Regions from separate parts of the Homo sapiens genome. Here regions 1, 2 and 4 are each linked to region 3. The links are chromatin contacts, found by Hi-C or POLR2A ChIA-PET in ENCODE. All regions are on one chromosome and are shown on one strand. Each heading gives the region's core, a stretch centred on a gene start or an enhancer-like site at or near the end of the contact. The rest is flanking DNA. Distances are from core to core; before and after follow the strand shown. Region 1 overlaps LOC107985767 (a long non-coding RNA gene). Region 2 holds the start of XPO1 (exportin 1). Region 3 holds the start of UGP2 (UDP-glucose pyrophosphorylase 2). Region 4 holds the start of PEX13 (peroxisomal biogenesis factor 13).

The links. Hi-C counts contacts between places; a loop is a spot of excess contacts on that map. ChIA-PET counts read pairs that join two places held with the same protein, here RNA polymerase II (POLR2A). Pooled maps may share reads with other maps.
Region 1: a loop to region 3 is called in a map of B cell, with 17 times the contacts of the local background. The contact joins the enhancer-like site here to the promoter of UGP2 in region 3. A Hi-C loop is called at or near these places in 4 of 168 maps with a recorded cell type or tissue (B cell, CD4-positive, alpha-beta memory T cell, CD8-positive, alpha-beta T cell and 1 more), 2 of 37 single-sample maps with no recorded cell type and 12 of 50 pooled maps.
Region 2: a loop to region 3 is called in a map of CD8-positive, alpha-beta T cell, with 12 times the contacts of the local background. The contact joins the promoter of XPO1 here to the promoter of UGP2 in region 3. A Hi-C loop is called at or near these places in 3 of 168 maps with a recorded cell type or tissue (CD8-positive, alpha-beta T cell and naive thymus-derived CD4-positive, alpha-beta T cell), 2 of 37 single-sample maps with no recorded cell type and 17 of 50 pooled maps. POLR2A ChIA-PET finds 5 or more read pairs at or near these places in 2 of 52 experiments (CD4-positive, alpha-beta T cell and activated B cell).
Region 4: a loop to region 3 is called in a map of naive thymus-derived CD4-positive, alpha-beta T cell, with 5 times the contacts of the local background. The contact joins the promoter of PEX13 here to the promoter of UGP2 in region 3. A Hi-C loop is called at or near these places in 1 of 168 maps with a recorded cell type or tissue (naive thymus-derived CD4-positive, alpha-beta T cell), 1 of 37 single-sample maps with no recorded cell type and 8 of 50 pooled maps.

Annotation. Positions count from the first base shown.
Region 1 is chr2:61,756,044-61,760,645 of GRCh38, forward strand. The region is part of intron 1 of LOC107985767 (a long non-coding RNA gene); the gene reads right to left. Among named protein-coding and RNA genes, the nearest start is that of FAM161A, 96 kb to the right of the region's middle. Within about 2 kb of position 3,133, at least 5 of the 41 ENCODE cell types and tissues checked have a DNase peak (open chromatin) inside an H3K27ac peak, as active enhancers do.
Region 2 is chr2:61,536,147-61,540,963 of GRCh38, forward strand. XPO1 (exportin 1) reads right to left here and starts at 2,210. Exons shown (of 25, transcript NM_003400.4): 1 at 1,416-2,210. RefSeq lists enhancers at 1-60, 781-840, 1,935-2,194, 2,763-3,552 and a silencer at 2,685-2,824.
Region 3 is chr2:63,839,654-63,844,472 of GRCh38, forward strand. It overlaps UGP2 (UDP-glucose pyrophosphorylase 2), which reads left to right and starts at 2,243. Exons shown (of 10, transcript NM_006759.4): 1 at 2,243-2,551. The coding sequence starts at 2,533. It also overlaps a transcript of WDPCP not described here. RefSeq lists enhancers at 1,250-1,429, 2,300-2,349 and a silencer at 1,890-2,199.
Region 4 is chr2:61,016,436-61,021,716 of GRCh38, forward strand. It overlaps PEX13 (peroxisomal biogenesis factor 13), which reads left to right and starts at 1,285. Exons shown (of 4, transcript NM_002618.4): 1 at 1,285-1,416. The coding sequence starts at 1,325. PUS10 (pseudouridine synthase 10) reads right to left here and starts at 1,820. Exons shown (of 18, transcript NM_144709.4): 1 at 1,573-1,820. RefSeq lists an enhancer at 1,692-1,741.

The sequences.
Region 1 (4,602 bases), core at 1,883-4,382, 2.1 Mb before region 3:
GGCTCTATCTCTGCTCCCAAGATGCTGTCTTGTTGCTGCGTCCTTTACAAGAGACAAATGCTGTGTCCTTACATGGCAGAAGAAATGAAAGGGCCAGGCAGCTTTTACAAGGGCATTAATCCCATTCAGGAGGTCAGGGCCCTCATGGCCTAATCACCTCCCAAAGACCCCACCTCTTAATGCCATCTCCTTGGGGTTTAAGTTCCACACATATGAATTTTGGAGGGACACACACATTCAAACAATAGCACTAGCCCAACTTCTTACCCAAATTCTAGAAATATGCATTTATCCAGCAGGCTATGTGACATCCCCATTTGGATGTCTACAGGCATCTAAACAAGCCAAAAACAAAACTGATCTGAAGAGCTTCATATTGCTCTTCATTCAGCTCACCATTTCATAATAGTAACTCCATTCTTCCACTTGCTCAGGCCCAAATCTGGGAATCATTCTTGACTCTTACTCCTCCTCTCACGTCCCACATGCACTCCATTAGAACACCCAGTGTTCCATTCCTGCAAAACCTATTCATAGTCGGACTGCTTCTCACTACCTCCTGCTCTGCCAGTTTAGTCCAAATCACCATCATTGCTTGCCTGAATCATTGCGATAGCCTCACAATTGATGCTCCACTTCTATCCATGGCCCCCTCACTCGATTTTTTACCCAGTGAAGTGATACTTTTAATATTCAAGTTAGATCATGTTCGTTTTCTGTTTAAAACTCTCCTGTGGTTTCCCATTCTACTCAGGATGAAATAAGCTCTTCTACGATGTGTCTATACCACCACGATCTCCACCCACTCTTATCTCATTTCCTATAGCTTTCCATTGTTCACCCTAGTCTGTCCACAATGGTATCCTTGCCATTCCTCAGTTATGCCAAGCACACCCCGTCTCAGAATCTTTGTACTTCTAATATTCTCCAGACATTCATAGGTAATACCCTAACTTCCTTAATAGCTAGGCCTTTCCTAACTACCCCCGTATAAAATAAATTTTCTCATCTCTCTCTGTCCCCTTACCCTGATTTTTTTTTTAATTAGCTGCCTCAGGACATCTTCGAATACCTTGATTTATTATTCTTCATAGCATTATTTTATAATATTTCATTTTTAAATAATTATAGAGTCATACGTAGTTGTAAGAAATTATACAAAGATTCTGTGTGCCCTTTACTCAGTTTCCCACAATGGTCACATTTTACAAAACTGTAGTAAACTATCACGACTAAGAAATTGACATTGCTGGCCGGGCGCGGTTGCTCACACCTGTAATCCCAGCACTTTGGGAGGCCGAGGCGGGCAGATCACGAGGTCAGGAGATCGAGACCATGCTGGCTAACACGGTGAAACCCAGTCTCTACTAAAAATACAAAAAGAAATTAGCTGGGCGTGGTGGCGTGCGCCTGTAGTCTCAGCTACTCGGGAGGCTGAGGCAGAATGGCGTGAACCCGGGAGGCGGGGCTTGCAGTGAACCAAGATCGCGCCACTGCACTCCAGCCTTGGGCGACAGAGCGAGACTCCGTCTCAAAAAAAAAAAAAAAAAAAAAAAAAAAAGAAATTGACATTGCTACAGTCAAGATACAGAGTATTTCCACAGTTCCACTACCCCAGAATCCTTCATGCTGCCCTTTTATAGCCACACCCACTTCCCTTCAACCCCCACCCCCTCCTTAACCCCTGACAACCACTAATCCGTTCTCTATTTCTATCGTTTTGTTACTTCAAGAATGTTATATAGCACAGGCACAGTGGCTCACTTTTGTAATCCCAGCACTTTGGGAGGCGGAGGTGGACGGATCACTTGAGGTCAGGAATTCAAGACCAGCCTGGCCAACATGGTGAAACCCCATCTCTACTAAAAATACAAAACTTAGCAGGGCATGGTGGCACGTGCCTGTAATCCCAGCTACTCGAGAGGTTGAGGCAGGAGAATCTCCCGAACCCAGGAGGCAGAGGTTGCAGTGAGCAGAGATCACACTGCTGCACTCCTGCCTGGGCAACAGAGGGAGATCCGTCTCAAAAAAACAAAAAACAAAACAAAAAACAAAAAACAAAACCACAACAACACAGATTCCTGGGGTCCATCTCCAGAGTTATTGATTCAGTAGGTCTGGGGTATGGGTCAAGAATCTGAATTTCTGACTAGTTCCCTGATGATGCTGATGCTGCTGATTCATGGACCACACTTTGAAAATAACTGTCTTAGAACATTTTAAAATTTCCCTCCTCATCTTCACCTGCCTGATTTATTACTTAACCTTTAGTCCTTCCCTCATCTCAATACATGGTGTTCCATGACACACTGTACTTACCTCATCACCTATCATACTCTACTGTAAAATCTTATTTAAATGTTTCTTGCTCACCAGACTGTATCCTCAACACCTAGCACAGAGTCTGGCACAGAATAGGCACTCAATTTATATGATGACTGAATAAATTCCTTAATTTTGACACTTTAATAGATTCAACTGAAGCAATATCTGTACAGCCATAGGATATTTAGAAGGAAATGCTCCTATGTACTAGAAATAAGAAATGAAAACATCAAGGCAAGGATCTCTTGATTGATAGGTTTAAGGAAAAATACATTAAGGTTTTTTTAGTTAAGATTTACTCGGAAGTTTTTGTGTTTATTGCAGTTCATTTCAACCAAAACACCACACTGAAATAATGATGGACAACAAAGGTCAAGAATTCAAGTTGATTAAAAACAAACAAACAAACAAACAAACAGAAAACTTGACCTTTTTTTTTTTTAATAATTGCTTCAAAGTCTGTATTTTGTTCTTCTAAAAGTGCACTCTTGCTGGGCGTGATGGCTCACACCTGTAATCCCAGCACTTTGGAAGGCCAAGGCAGGTGGATCACCTGAGGTCAGGAGTTCGAGACCAGCCTGGCCAACTTTGTGAATCCCCATCTCTACTAAAAATACAAAAATTTGTCAGGCGTGGTGGCGGGCGCTTGTAATCCCAGCTACTTGGGAGGCTGAGGCAGGCGAATCACTTAAACTAGGGAGGCAGAGGTTGCAGTGAGCTGAGATTGCACCATTGCACTCCAGCCTGTGCAATGGAGCAATATTCTGTATCAAAAAAAAAAAGGGCACTCTTTGCCTTCAGACTAAACACCCCAAACCACAAGACTATCTAACACAGCCAAGCCTTGAAAACAACTCTTTGACTCACATCTGGCCAGATGTTGAAATCTGAACATATTTGCTTGTAGAGGTCTACAAATCATAGTCTAAAATTTCAAAACAAAGAAAAAAACTGTAGAAACCTGAAGTTTTTCATAAGTTCGTGGCAAACTCATTTAGCAGCAAAATCTGACCTGAACAGATGTGTATCTGTTTCTAGCCTTTGTTTATCCTACTTATGGTTAATACTAATGCATTTTTTGCATGCATATTTTGGTTTGATTACAAGATTCTGCTCCAGATCCTGCTGGGCTGTTACAGAATATATGGGATATGCATTATATTCCTGTCTAAAATCCTGATAACTCTCAGTTCTGAAACACATCTGGCAAGAAAGAATTTGGATACAGGATTATGTCCCTATGCTAAGAATGAGATATGAATTTCTCTTAATCTCTGTTATCTAGTCTACTCTAAATATTTATCCAAATTATACCCTCTGTTATCTTATTGTTTTGTATGTGAAAATCAGTCTTGAAAGTAGTTTTCTTCATTTTATCTATTTTAATATCAGTTGAATGTGTTGGAAATTCAATGTTCCTATTCATATGTTAGACTTTCTTTTTAAATCAGGTTATAGGAAATTCTATACTTCTTTGGGATCCTTGTGGCTCACTTACATCAGATGAATCATCGTCATCCTCATATGAATCATCGCCAGAACAATTTCAAAGCATAGAACTATAAAATATATCTAGTGGATAACATTATTTTGGAATGCATTTGGAAGATTAATGTCACATTTAAAAGCCATTGACATTTGGTAGTCTCAACAGATGAAAGCCAAATTTTTGCAGATTAAGATGTGAAGGGGGAATGACAAACTGAAATTATTGCAAAGAGCAAAAAAAAAAAATCCACCTAAAATATATTTAGGAATGAACTGAACAAGAAATGTATGGATCTATGTGAAGAAAATGCTACTGGGAAACTTTAAAAGAAAACTTGGGTAAATGGAGGACCACATGTTTTCAGGTGGCATATTTAGTTTCAAAACAAAGAAAAGTCAGTCAGGTGAGCTTAAATTGAAAGGGGTTTATTTTATTTTATTTTATTTTATTTTATTTTATTTTATTTTATTTTATTTTATTTTATTTATTTTTTGAGATGGAGTCGTGCTCTGTCACCCAGGCAGGAGTACAGTGGTGCGATCTCGGCTGACTGCAACCTCCGCCTCCCAGGTTCAAGCGACTCTTCCGCCTCAGCCTCTCGAGTAGCTGGGATTACAGGCGCGTGCCACCATGCCCGGCTAATTTTTGTATTTTTAGTAGAGACAGGGTTTCGCCATGTTGGTCAGGCTGGTCTCGAACTCCTGACCTGAGGTGATCCCCCTGCCTCTGCCTCTCGAAGTGCTGGGATTATAGGCATGAACCACCACGTCTGGCCAAAAAGGGGTCTA
Region 2 (4,817 bases), core at 960-3,459, 2.3 Mb before region 3:
TAAATACAGTAGTTTGCCATCCTTAGAACTAGCGGCTATCTTCGAAATCACCTACCTATTCCTGAACTGTACATAGTACAGAAATGGCGGCTTTGTGGTCAATGCCAAGCACATTTAGTCCCCCAAATCAAACCGCTTCCAAAACATTCTTTCCACTAACAGCAGTGTCCCACACTTAAGATATACAATCAGACAGCAAACAAGCCATAGTGCGAGAGGTGTAACCACGAACGCTCATTCCCATTGGGCTCTTCAATCCTAAAATCCACTCACTGGATAACATACACTAGGGATTATCCAGCTTAATGGATAATGTGACTCTACAAGTGACACCCAATGCCAATTCCTAAACAAAACCCAGAAAATCATAACCGTTGCTTAATAACTTCACACTAGGTGAAAAACAAGTCGCTACAAGGCGAAAGACTGCTCCTTAGGTTGTGTGGGCAATCGCCCGCTTCATTCAGGAAAAACACACCTCATTAGGGCCCGCCCTCCCCTCGCTTCCCACCCGAACCGATTTGCAGCCCTTCTAACTATAGCACACAGGAGCACGCACTCACCCCGCCCTTACTCGGAGGAGGCATTTAGACCAGGCGCCTTAAGTTCACCGCCCCTTTCTCTATGCAGCATGGCCTCGGCGTGATCAGAGGAGGTCCGGGCTGAGCCAGTACTGAATGCTTCCTCTACTACACCACTTCCTCCCACCCAACCCAAACTCACAGACATCGGAATGAAGGAGAATCAGGGCATCCTCCACTGTACAAGGCCAACAGTAAATGGTTTAACCAACTTATCACATTCAAACCCCTGAAAAGGAACTACAAGACGGAATCCCATGTGCAGGCCCCTGAAAAACTGATCTTTCCTACTTCACATGCCACTCTGCAAAACCGGAGAGCTTTCGAGTTTCCTTGCTGGAGGAACAGGGAGTCGGCAGCCCCTCCCTCCCCCATCCCAAGCTCTCCACCGAGGGGGCCACGTGATGCAGGCGGACGTTTCAATGCTGCTGCACTAAATATTTCTGGAAACTTCCACTCCTAATAATTTACAGAGATGTTCCTGAAATCACCCCAACTTCTCCCCAGCCCCAGGGGCTGGGGAACCCCTCCCACCCCGCGCGGGGCCCCGCTTCACTATCACACTCCTCGCCTTCCTCCACCGCCACCCGCACACGCGAATGACCCAGCAAGCGCTCCCCTCCCGAGGCCGCCTCCCCGCCTCCATCCCCCAGCGGCAAAAGCGGCTCCATTCAATCGCAGGCTCCGCTGTGGGCCCGCCGCGCCCCCGGCCCGCCCGCCGCCTCCCGGGCTCGCTTCCCGCGGCCGCCGCCGCCGCGCCCCACGCCGGCCTCCTCCCGCCCGCCCGGCCGCGCCGCCGCCCGACCCTCGGCCCCGAAGACACAGTCGACTTACCCAGAGATTGAACCAACTGCTCCTTCCTTCCTCGTTGGGGGATTAGGGCGAGGGAAGGTGGGGAGGGGGGAGAGGGGACGAATCAAGGTGGGTTTCAGTTTTCCCACCTCAAAAAAGGAAATTAAAAAAACGGACAGGAAAAGGGCAAAAAGAGCTCAATAATATTTACTATTTCAGGGACGCTTCCCCCAACACACACACACACACACACACACACACACACCCGCCCCCCCCCAAAAGGGGAATTAATCTGGGGAATAAATGCTCCCGCCCGGCTGGGGAGTGAGGGAAGGGGGAGGGAACGGGGTCAAGTCCCAAAGATTCAGCCCCAGGGGGACCCTCCAGCCACAGGCAGCAGCAGAAGCGGCAGGAGTAGGGGGTGTAGAGTCCACACGGCCGGGGAGACGCTCTGCTGCCAGTTGCAGTCCGACTCCCCCCTACCAAAACACGGCTCCCTCTCTCACGCGGCTCCGGCGCTGGCCCCCCCCCCCCCAAGGCTCGCCTAAACTTTCCCCCCTTCTCTTGTTCCTCAGCGACTGGTGGTTCCCCCCTCCCCCTCTGGGTGGTTGCACGGACTGCAGCAGCAAAGACTGGAACAGGCACCGCCGCCGGGGCTGTAGCTACTGTTGCTCTTGCTGATGCTGTAGCTCCCGCTGCTCCTGCCGCGGCCGCTGCAGCCGCTTCTCCCCCTCCTCCTAGTGCCTCAAACTCGGAACCGGTTGAAACCGGTTCAGACTGGGAGATTCCATCTCGGTTGAGTTTTCAGCCCATGGCGCCGCGGAGCGTTTGGAACCTGGGCCTCCGCCCCCAGCCCGCCCTCCTATTGGTCAGTTCCAGCTACAGCCGCGCCATGAGCCTATCTCTCATTGGCCCGAGCGCCAGTCAATCCCGCCTCACGGCTCCACACGAGCCCGCCGCTTCGGCCCCTACCTCTTTTCAGCAGCGATTTGCCCGCAGAGTGGGGGAGGGGAAGTGGGGAGGGTCGAAAGGCAAGAGGAGAGGGGTGGAGGAGGAGGAGGTGGGACGAAGAGCAGGGATGAGTAGAAAAGAGAGCGAAGGAAAGCCGCGTGGAGGATTCGTTCGAACGAGCTGTCAATCAAGAGCAGCCCGCCCTCGAGCTCTCGACTTCCCTTCCCCCTGCGGCCCTCTCCCTCCCGGTGCCTAGTTCGCAGGCCCGGCCTTTCTCGCCCGCTCATTGGCTGGGCCTCTTCGGTGACGGAGAGGGTGGGGCGCAGCTCGTGAGCTGGTGGCGGCGCGAGTTTGATCGGGGCGCGCGGCAGCGTTCTCTTTGCTTCCCCCGGACTCGGCCGGCCCGCCCCCACCGGCTCCCGCCAACCTGCGGGGGCCTGAGCCCGCGGGAATCAGGATCCGCCCTTCGGATGGGGGCTGCGTTCGGAAAAGGGAGGGCACACCCAGTTTTGAACTCTGGAAGGGGTGGAGAAAAGAGGGAAAAAGAACGCTTCCGAGGCCAATTTTAGGCCCCAGACCTCTCTAATCCATTTTAGAGGCCTGGTTTTGGGGCCAGGTAGCTGAGAGAGGGGTTGGGGTGAGGCGCAGGGCGTGCATTCTTGGCGCCTCGTGATCTTCTCAGGGTGTCGGAAAAGATATCGAAATACTTCTTGGGAAAGTCTCCTTAAAATTTCAACTCTGTCTCTCCAGGCTGGAATTTGGCTGCTTCAACAAGCAACCTTTCCTGAAAACCAAAACATTGTAATCCCAAGTGATTGGTTTGACAGCGCATGTTTTGGCTGGCTGAGCTTGCATGCCAACTGCGTCCCACCTGGTGCCCTTGATCTGCAACACTCAGATTTTCCTTTTACCCTAGCTGCACTTCACGTACTAAATCATCATCAAATAGTATTTTCTGTGAAAGTCACATGCACGTTGCCTTTCACGTGGTTGCCTCTCGTTTGTTCCCAAGCGTCCTCCAAATCAGCTTTACAGATTGTTCTTTGCTTAAGAGCAAATAGCCCACCAAAATTTACTAGGCCCTTTGTGCCACCAAGAGGTAGATAAATGATTTATTGAATTAATAACAATTTTCTTTAGCAAATGTTCATCCACGATGGACTATGGCTAACCTCAAAGCACCACTTATTCTAACTCCCCCTCCAATAAAGAAAAACGCAACAACTCAATGTTTAGATGTACCAGAATTATTTTGGATGATTTTCAGACCTAAGTTTTTATTCATTACATAAATGAATAATATCAAGCCATTTTATATACATATATAATACATATATAATGTACTATGTATGATATATGATGTGCAGTGGGCCCTCTGTATCCTGGGTTCCCCATCCTCAGTTTCAACCAGCCCTGGGTGGAAAACATTAAAAAACAACAACAACAATAAAAATAATACAAAATAAAACGCAATGCAGTATATTTACATAGCATTTACATTGTATAAGGCATTATAAGCAATGTAGAGATGATTTAAAGTTTACATCGTATAAGGTATTATAAGCAATCTAGAGATGAAAGTAACGGGAAGTTTACAAATACAGTATATGCAAATACAGTAAATCCTCACTTAACATGGTCATGGAGAGGATCTTGGAAACTGCGACTTTAAACACAAGGATAGGCCAGGCATGGTGGTTCATGCCTTTAATCCCAGCACTTTGGGAGGCCGAGGCAGGCAGATCACTTGAGGTCAGGAGTTCGAGACCAGCCTGGCCACATGGTGAAACCCCTCTCTACTGAAGATACAAAAATTAACCTGGCGTGGTGGTGGGCACTTGTAATCCCAGCTACTCGGGAGGCTAAGCGGGGAGAATGGCTGGAACCCGGGAGGCAGAGGCTGCAGTGAGCGGAGATCACGCTACTGCAGTCCAGCCTGGGCAACAGAACGGGACTCGTTCTCAAAACAAACAAACAACAATAAAAAAAACCTACAAGGACATATAACAAAATCAATTTTACCATAGGCCTGTAATCCCAGCATTTTGGGAGGCAAAGGTGGGAGGATCACTTGAGCCCAGAAGTTCAAGACCAGCCTGGGCAACATGGCAAAACCTGGTCTCTACCAAAAATACAATAATTAGCTGGGCATGGTGGCATGCGCCTGTAGTCCCAACTACTCGGGAGGCTGAGGTGAAAGGATCACTTGAGCCTGAGAGGTTGAGGCTGCATGAGCTGTGATGATGCCATCATGCAGACTGTACACTCCAGCCTGGGTGACAGAGTGAGACACTGTCTCAAAAAAAATTACCAATCTAACTCTGACAAAAGTGTGATTGTGTATGATGCTAAAACAGGGTGAGAGAGAAAGGATCTTTTTTTTTTTTTTTTTTTGGAAAAAGTATCTCACTGTGTCTCTCCCAGGCTGAAAGGATCCTCCCTGACTCAGCCATCTGAGCAGCTGGAACTGTAGATGCATGCCACCATGCCTAG
Region 3 (4,819 bases), core at 993-3,492:
CGGTAGTATTTTATTTTGGTACTAATGCTCATTGGTAAAGACTGCTTTTTCAGTGCTGGAACAATTTTTGTACTGTATACAAAGGATGTAGAGATTTTGTTAAGATCTTCAGTCTCCAAATGCTGTTATTAAACTGTAGACATCTGGATTTTAGACACTTGTTTTGTCTGGGGAAAATTCGTTTTACGGCCGAGAGGTTTTTGAGTGTAATCTTTTTGGATTTCATGTAAGAAACACAGTACCAATGGTTGTCATTCTCTAGTATAACAATTTTTCACTAGCCTTTTCTGTGTTGTTTGTTCTAATAACATTTCCATATAAAGACGTAGAACCAAAAAATCAAAGTTCCTTTGTTTAGACAATGAGTCATTAAAAAATTCTCACTTTACCTTGGTTGATTAGTGCTGCCCAAAGCCTCAAACTCTTCTGTAATTACCGTACTTGTTTATTGAAGGCACTTAAGAGAAGGCGCTGGCAAATCATCTGCCCTGGTGCGGGCTATTTGAGTCTTAAAGTGGAAATGCAAAGTCTGAAATGCACTCGCTGCCAGGCACACTGAGTCTTAGATGCAGGTGGGGTTGACGGTACCAGGTGTGATTTGACAAGCCGTGGGCTGGCCCTGTAACAGTCCCCAGGCTAGTGTCAAGTTCCGTGTAACATCCTCTTTCCTTGAGGACTTCAAGAATCTACCAAAAGAAAAGCATCTCTTGAGGAGTAACTTAGGCCAGTTCCACGTTGAAGAGAAAAGTAAACGCCTATCACAGCAGCTCTACAGGATTAGGAACCGGGGCAATGGGGATGGTGGTGGTTCCGGTGAGGGAGCCTTCACTTGTCACTTTCTTCAATGCCTAAACCCTCCTTTTGTTAGCTGGCCCACACAGGCCAATGCCTACTCCCTAACGCATCCTCACCCTCCCCCAACCAGATGTGATGAGGGGAGCAAGCGTCCCCTGAGAAGCGTCTGGGCTCCCTCGGGGCAGCTGCGGTGGGGAGCTCCGGCTCTATCCGCAGGGCTTTCTTTAGTCCCTAGTCAGCGGGAATATTTTTACTGATTGGAAAAATAACCAGTCGTGCTCAGGTGCTCTCCCTCACTGAGATATACTGGCGAGGCTTCCCTGGCCGCAACGCCGCCGTAAGTGCTGCTCCCACGCGCGGTATCCCCGCGTACTGCTCAGTGCCCAACTCCGACGGGCTCTCAAGTGCCGCAACGCCCCGCCCCTTGCCACCTCCACACGTCTCATTGGCCAGAGCCTGCGTCCGCCTCGGCTCCTGACTGGCGGCTGCGCCTGTCGGTCCGTGCGGCAGGGACATTTCCGCATTGAAGGGGCTGCTCCGAATGGAGGGGGAGGGGAGGTGTTTAGGAGAAAGTAGGGGCTGTGGGTGTCGGGAGCCGGCTGACGGGTGGACAAGGGGGGGTTAGCAGCTGGGCTGCGACCGTTAGGGAGGGGCTCAAGGTGTGCATGTGTGAGGGAAGAGAGAGAGAGAGAAGGGCGCCTCAGAGGTGACTTTCAGCCTGCGAGCCTTCTTCCCGGGGCGCCATAAACGCCCCCAATTTCCCAGCTGCTAAAGGAAGAGGAAGGTGGGTCTCGCTGGCGGCTTGAGGAGGGGCGGGGTTGGGCTTCCGGCGACCCCCTGGATGAGTGTGTTTCCCGCTCTCGCTGGCCCGCTGTGTGGTCTCGGAGGCGGAATTTGGGCTTCTGAGGAGCGCAGGGCAGGCGGGGCGAGAATATGTACGGGAAGGGTCGGTGCCCTCCCTTGGGACTCCCGCGCCGGTGCACGGGTCTGCCTCTAGCCGGTGACCCCTTAGTGTCCGCTGCGGGGGAGGGGCAGCGTAGCCTTCGGCCCCTACCGAGAAAAAGCTGCGGCCGGGTTTCACTGCTCGAGGCGGGAAGGCGGGGAGCTGAGGCCCCGACCGGTCGGCCAGCCAGAGCGTGGAATTGGTAGCGCCTCCTAGTCCCAGGATGTTTATGGCTGGTGAAAATGGTTGCACTGCCCCCGCTGGCCGGCCTCGCCCGCCTCCCCGACCCCTGCTTGGGCGGGAGCCGCTGTTAACCGGGGTTTTCGGGGGAGGCGTTTGGGGCCTGGACGGCGGCGCGGGGAGGGGGCAGCTAGGGGCGCGGCCTGCCAGTGCCTCCTGCAGTACAGCCCTGGAGGGCGTGGGGACTTGGGGGCGGTGAAATAGCCGCTGTAGGTCCGCCTCTTTCATTGAAGAAATTTAAGTTCGTGTGGTTTTACCTTTTCCGGGAGTCTCCAGCTGGCCCTCATTTGTGTCCGGAGCTCAGGAGTTCCCAAACCGACTCAGTCGCACCAAGTTTCCGTCTTTTGGAATTGGGGAAGGAGTTTCTTTCTTTCTTTTCTTTTTTCTTGAGCCAGTTTTAATCGCTTTGAATAAATACTCCCTTAAGTAGTTAAATATAGGAGGAGAAAGAATACATCGGTTGTTAAAGCAGGAGAGGAAGAGAGACCTGCCCTGTAGCGTGACTCCTCTAGAAAAAAAAAAAAAAAGCCGGAGTATTTTACTAAGCCCCTAAAATGTCGAGATTTGTACAAGGTAAGAAATGCTGCTGCTTATATCCCGAGTTGCTTCAGGCAAATTTGGGTACTGACAGTGGAGAGGTTGGTGGGTGGTTTGGAAGTGGAAATGTTCATTTGAGATAACATTTGCGAAACCCTTTTCGTTGAATTGTCATCTGAGCTGCCTTGAGCTGCTGGGTTGACGTTCCAGACGCGTATAATTTATGCTCCTGTACCCTGCTGGGTTTAGTTTTGCCTCCCTGAAATCAGGTTAGTAGTACCGTCGCTTTCCTGGATAGTGGCTGTAAGTGATAAAACAGGATTTTTGGCTGCTAATTAATCCTTGTTCTCTTTTCCTGGTCTGTGTCAAGGTACCTGTGCGTGCACGCAGACGGGAAGGGCTGGGGAAGCGGGAGGACTGAGAAAAGCCGGGTGGGTTTTGCCGGGACTGTTGGGGAAGCTTTAGTGTTCTCCGCTTCTACTTCGTTTGTGTGTACGTGGTTTGCGTCTCAGATTCACTTATTGCGAAACTGGGAGTAGCCCGAAGAAGCTGGAGGTCATTTCAGCTGGAGAAATGACTTTGCTGCATTGCTGTGTTTATTTTTTCCTTTTTTGAACTATGAAAAGATGATTAAGGTTCCTTTGAAGTTTGAAAACTGCTCTCTAAATTCCACATGTGTATTTAAAAAGGGTTAGGGAATGCCTCAACTGAGATTATCAGTAACGTGTATATGAATGCATGTGTGTACGGTGTACTCACTGAAATTGGTGCTGGCATAAACCTTTGACACCAGTTTGTAGCATGAGATTTGCCTTCTGGTATGCAAGTAAACTCTTTCCTTGTAGACTCCAGTGTGTGAAAGCTTCAGCCATCTTGATGAACACACAGCTAGTAAAGTTCACAAACACTTATTATGCTTCCTGATAAATGTAGGTGTACTTTTGGAAAAAAAAAGTTGTGTCAGTAATGGCCATCATTTGACCCTGGGAATAAAAATGCCCTACTGAGTTCTACATCGCTTTATTAACTCTTCTTTAAATTTTGTGTAGTAGATTAAAGTAAGAGAATTCGACTGCCTGTGTTATTATCGAAACAGATCGAACGCTATGCTTGCCTTTAGCGCTAAGCTCAGAAATGTCACTTGTTATTAGACTTTCAAATTCATGTTATACCTTATATGTGGTAAGAGATGCTTATGTTCTGATTGAGTAAATGTCTTATTCAAGAATAGAAAGGCAGAACTGTTAGAAACGTACTGGTTTTGTAATAACAATATTCAGTTACCATAAAGGCGGTATTTTGCAAGAATATGCTAGGTAAAAGTGGACAAGTTACTTCTCTTTAAAAGTTAGAAATATTAATAAACCCAAGGTGTTCCATGTAGAGTTATGCTTTAGAATAGGTTGCAGAATTGGCAAGCATTGACTGATTTCACAGCCTTTGCTGTAATGCCAACTTGTCCTCAGAAGATTCAAAATCAAGTGGTAAGAGTTGCTGTGTATGTTTGTCATTACTTTGTCATCCACTTTTTTTAAAAAAACTTTTTATATTTTGGAATACTTCAGGATTTATAGAAAAGTTGCACATTTGTCAAAACTAAGAAATTAACATAGGTACATTACTGTTAACTAAAGGCTTTGTTCAGATTACAGTTCCCATGATTCACTCTAAGATACCAGATTGCACTTAGTTGCCAGCCACTTTTTTTCTTTTTTCTTTTTCTTTCTTCTTTTTTTGTCAAGGTCTTACTGTGTTGTCCACGCTGGAGTACAGTGGGTATTCACAGGAACAATCATAGTGCACTACAGCCTCAAGCCCCTGGGCTCAAGCTGTCCTCCTGCGTTAGCCTCCTGAGTAGATGGGACTTAGGCATATGCCATAGCCTATAGTTGTCATACATTTTTACTTTAAATGGTAGTTTTCCTTTTAAGATGGGCAGTTTTGCACAAGAATATGACACCTCCTCAAAATTTTTTGACATGAATGTGCTCCTGTTTATCATTGTTTAAATTTTGTACAGTGTGAGCCCTCTATATGTTTAACTCTGCTGCTGTTGTAAATGATAAACCTAATTGGCAAATGACACAGCTGTCTCCACAAAAGAGCTTTCAAGTGTAAGGGTTGGAAATTTTGGTTTTGATTATTTTTTTAAGCAAATCAAATTCTTTGATCTTTGCTGCAGAAAATATTGATATTTCCAATCACTGGCACTTAGTAGTTCATGCTCCTTCATAGGGGAAAGAGTTAACAAATGTTAGGTTTCTAACTTTTTTTTTTCATGGGTTTTCTCAAGCTTTATAAGAG
Region 4 (5,281 bases), core at 35-2,534, 2.8 Mb before region 3:
ATAAGATATTAGAAATCGGTTGTCCATATTAGATTTATTATGTTTGAAAGCAAGCCCTGAGAAAGGCATTCCACAATGTAAGTTTTCCAGTGTTGGTTACCCTCAAGATGTTTGCTTTTCGTTTATGTGTTTGTTTTATAGAAATAACTCTGTAACAAGTTGCTACAAAGCCGCCTTTCATGTGTCAGGCTCCCTAGGAGGACTGAATCCCTCCTCCCCAAATCAAGGATAACTAGCCCAGTCTCTGGCTTACTGGAGGAGAGGAAGGACTTTATTTTCACCTCTTGGACGATTACAAAAACCAGTCATCGAAAACGAGAAAAGGGGCAGGGTATAAGAAAAACTAGCGAAATGACCAGACTGAGTCTCATATCCTAAGATCTTTTAAAACTCATTTCCCTACCGAAGGGTGTCATTCGTAACGCGGCGTGGGGCTGGGGGTGTGGATTTACGGAGAAAGAGGTGATCACACTTCACTGGGCTTCTGAAACATTCAGCTCTGGAATCTACTGTGGACTCTTGAAAAGTTCATCCCGAGATCTAACCTCAAGCCTCAGTTTTCGCCAAGCAAGCCCTTCCCCCTTCGGTCAGGTGCAACAAACTTCCCACTCACCCCTCCTTTGCTAACAAAGCCGCTCCAGCAGGAGAGAAACGAACTCTCTCCCGCCACACCTCTTTTGCACCCAGTCTGCACTCCTTCACCTCTTACCTACCCGCCTCACCTTCTCCCCAGACGCCGGAGCCTGAGATTTAACCCCTTCCGGCCCTCGAAGGGAAGAGGGAAGACTAAAGACAACGCACCTATTGCGTCTAGCAATTCTGTTCCCCGAGGAAACGTGCGTTTTAGAACAAAAGTACCAGCCCGCTCTCGCTAGGACTAAGTGAGCTTCTCCCTTCTTGTTTGTAGAGGAAATCCGAAAAACTGCCTGGTTTGCCACCTCACCCTACCTCCCCCACGAGCGAAGGAGTGCGTGCGGCTTTACTCCCAGCCCGACTGGTCCACTCCCAGAAAAGCCTCGGTGGGACTCCGACGTCTAGGGAGTTGTAGCCGCTACCAGAAATATCGATGAGCCTTTACCCTGAGGTTTAGAAAGGCAGCTCTTTCTGGGGCAAATACAAAGAGCGTGTTTCTTCCTACAAATTAGTGGCATCCTCCCGCTGTATGGATTCAGCTGGCAAAGTAACTCAAGCCTTGTCCTGACTGCAAGGGTGGGCGGGGTGGACGGCTCGGTGTTCTGCCCGTTGTGTCTTACGCTCCAGGTGCTGGTCTACGCGGGCCTGGACAGTCAGGGGTAGGAGCGGGAGCCGAGAGGAGGCGGAGGAGATGGCGTCCCAGCCGCCACCTCCCCCCAAACCCTGGGAGACCCGCCGAATTCCGGGAGCCGGACCGGGACCAGGACCGGGCCCCACTTTCCAGTGAGTGTGGGATTCTTCAGGCTGTGAGTTTAGTGGGCCCGAGCGGGGACTTGGCAGGAGGCGGTTGTAGCGGTTGTTAGTGGAGGTATTCCCTTCCCCCCTTTAACCAATACCCAACCTTGGGGATAGGGGCCGAGGTGGAGCTGGGGCGCTTACCAGTGGGGACTTTAGTGTCTCACAGCTGTTTCTGACCCGGCAGCTCTAATCAGCAACGTTTTTTTCGGGAGCTCCTGGGCGTCTCTCTGGGTCTCTGTGCTTGAAAGAAAGGGGGGCGGCTTCCTACCTACCGCTTCTGTTTTCACTTTGACAGAATGGCTTCTCTATCTTTAAAGCGTAGACTTTGGTCTGTAGCAGTTGAGAGCGGCATTTGTCCAGCCACGGCATCGACAGGGAGCAAAGTCTCTCCTTAAAGGTGTTAACCTCTCGAGAAGTTGCTGAAAGCCGGAAAGGTTTTACGCAACAGGAACTCAAGCCCCGTACACTTTGCATTCTTTTCCAGCATAACTCAGCCAGTGTTTCGGATCGAGATTGGAGAAGCAACTTTAAAGCAGGAGTTCTAGATCTGAGGCCTATGGATGGACTTTGTGTGCAAAATAGTGTATTTTTCTGAGGCCTGTATTTTTTTTTTGTTTGGTTTTTAATCAGTATCAGTTGGTTTCTAGGACTTTAAAAAGGCTAAAACATGCAGAGTTGGGAGTGTTTCGTGGCCTCGTGTGGCTTTTGTTTGGTAGTGCTGGACATCTTAATTCAGATAGGTGTGATTCAAATGTCAAATCACCTACTATTGTAGGTTTTCCTAAGCGTAAAAACCCCAACATATTGGAATGTATTTCTGCTGTATTCTGAAATCTTTTATTTAAACACTAAAATGCTTTAACACAGTAACGACTTAGTTTAATAAGGATATATACATAACAAGTAATAAGTTTGATTAGGCTGGTAAGCCACGGTGACATTATCTGCTACCTTTTTTTTGAGTGGGTTCTTTTTTCCCCATTTAGGCTGCTTGTCGAATGAGAGAGGTTTTATTTTTTGCATCTGTTAAAGTTCTTTTTATGTAAAATTAACCATTTTCCCACTTTATCGTGAAATATTTTAAACACAGAGACCAGTAGAGAGTAAGATAATACCTATATATTCACTACTCAACTTTAAACAGTGTTAACATTTGCCAGACTTATGTCGAATTTTTCAAAATAAAAGACGGCTAAACTCTCCCATTCTTCTTTATAGTGGTGACTATTGTCCTTATTTGGTGTTTCGCATACCCAGTAATGTTTTTATATTTTAGTACTTAGGTTTGTGCTATTTATATGCATTTTATATCTAAAACTTAACAATGTAACAATAATATATATTTTATATCTAATTACATGTTACTATTTATATATTATTTTTTGTATCTGTTTTTGTTTTTTCTGTTGCCCAATTTTCTATTGGCTTTATCTTTGCTTACCAATTTGTAAGAGTATTGTTAAACTAATCCTTTTTTGTTACTACATTTTGCTAATATTTTTCACTGTGTGGCTTCTCCTCTTTATATTTATGTTCAATTTTTTGTACAGATGTTTTTGATTTTAATACAGCCAAAATTGTCATATTTTATTGTTTATGCTTTTTGTCTTGGTTAAGAAATCCTGTCTACCTAGATCAGGACAGTTTTTCTGTATGTTTTCTTTTAAATCTTCCGGTTTTTTCATTTGCATTTAATCCACATGGAACTGACTTTGTATAAAAATCTAATTTTTTTTTCCATATAGGTAACTAATTGTCGCAGCACCATTTATTGAGTAGTCTATTCTTAGTTTTTAATGCCATCTATGTCATATCAAGGTTTCCTAAATATGTAGTTCTGTTTTGGGCATTTTCTGACTTTCTACTAGCACCACACTATCTTAATTACAGAATTTTATAAGTCTTGATATGTAGTATGTCAAGAGTTTCCACACATTGCTGTTCTTTGTAATTGCGCTCTTTACACTTAGTCCTTTATAAAAAGACTTACTGGGATTTTTATTGGAACTGAGCTGAATTTATGGATCAAGTAAGTTTTTATTCCATGAATATTGTATAAGCTACAATTGGTGGGAATTTATCTTTTTGCCTTAAATATCTTATAATTATCCACTTTGGGAGACTGGGCGGGCAGATCACGAGGTCAGGAGATCGAGACCATCCTGGCTAACTCGGAGAAACCCCGTCTCTACTAAAAATACAAAAAAACATTAGCTGGGTGCGGTGGCGGGCACCTGTAGTCCCAGCTAATCAGGAGGCTGAGGCAGGAGAATGGCGTGAACCCACGAGGCGGAGCTTGCAGTGAGCCAAGATCACGCCACTGCACTGCAGCCTGGGCAACAGAGGGAGACTCCATCTCAAACAACAACAACAACAAAAAACTTATAATTACCTCCATGAAATTTTTTTCCATATTTTATTTTTTATTCCTAGATTATTTTTGCTGTAGTAGTTGCAAATGGGCTTTCTTTTTTCCTTTTACATTTTCCAGTTGGTTATTAACTGGTATGGCAGAATGCTATTGATTTTTTTTAATGTAAATATTATGTACAGCATAATCTCAAACTCTTAATTAGTTCTGATGGTTTGGTTGAAATTCTCTTTAGTTTTGTGTAGCCAGTTCTGTCATTTACAGATAAGCTAGCATCCTTGTATTGGTCCTGACTTCCACTGGAGTGCTTCTGAAGTTTTACTGTTAAATGTGAAGTTTGCTTTTTGTTTTTGATAGATATCTTGTCAAAATTCTCTCTCTCTACCTTGCTCAGATTTATTTTATTTTATTTTTATTTCATTTTTATTTTTGTTTGAGATGGAGTCTCACTGTGTCTCCCAGGCTGGAGTGCAGAGACGCAATCTTGGCTCATGGCAACCTCTACCTCCTGGGTTCAAGTGATTCTCCTGCCTCAGTCTCCCGGACAGTTGAGACTACAGGCGCGTGCCACTCCGCCCAGCTAATTTTTGTATTTTTAATAGAGATGGGGTTTCACTATGTTGGCCAGGCTGGTCTTGAACTCCTGACCTCAGGTGATCTGCCCACCTAGGCCTCCCAAAGTGCTGAGATTACAGGTGTGAGTCACTATGCCCAGCCCTTACCTTGCTCAGATTTTTATTGTGAAGAAATATTAAATTTTATGAATGGCTTTTCTGCATCTGTTGAGACCATTGTATGTATTTTCGCTTTAGTATGAAAATGTGGGAATAGGAACAGCTCTGGTCTGCAGCTCCCAGCGTGATTGACGCACAGGACGGGTGATTTCTGTGTTTCCAACTGAGGTACCTGGTTCATCTCACTGGGACTGGTTGAACACTGGTCGCACCCCATGGAGGGTGAGCCAAATCGAGGCGGGGCATCACCTCACCCAGGAAGCGCAAGGGATTGGGGGATTTCCCTTTCCTAACCAAGGGATGCCGTGACAGACTATACCTGGAAAAATGGGACACTTCTGCCCAAATAGTGGGCTTTTTCCACAGTCTTAGCAACAAGCAGACCAGGAGATTCTCTCCCATGCCTGGCTTGACGGATCCTATACCCATGGAGCCTTGCTCAGTGCTAGCACAGCAGTCTGAGATCAATCTGCGAGGCAGCAGCCTGGCAGGGGGAGGGGAATCCACCATTGCTGAGGCTTGAGTAGGTAAACAGAGCGCCCAGGAAGCTTGAACTGGGAGGAGCCCACTGCAGCTCAGCAAGGCCTACTGCCTCCATAGACTTCAGCTCTGTGGGCAGGGCATAGCTGAGCAAAAGGCAGCAGAAACTTCTGTGGACTTAAACGTCCCTGTCTGATAGCTCTGAAGAGAGCAGTGGTTCTCCCAGCATGGTGTTTGAGCTCTGAGAACGGACAGACGGCCTCCT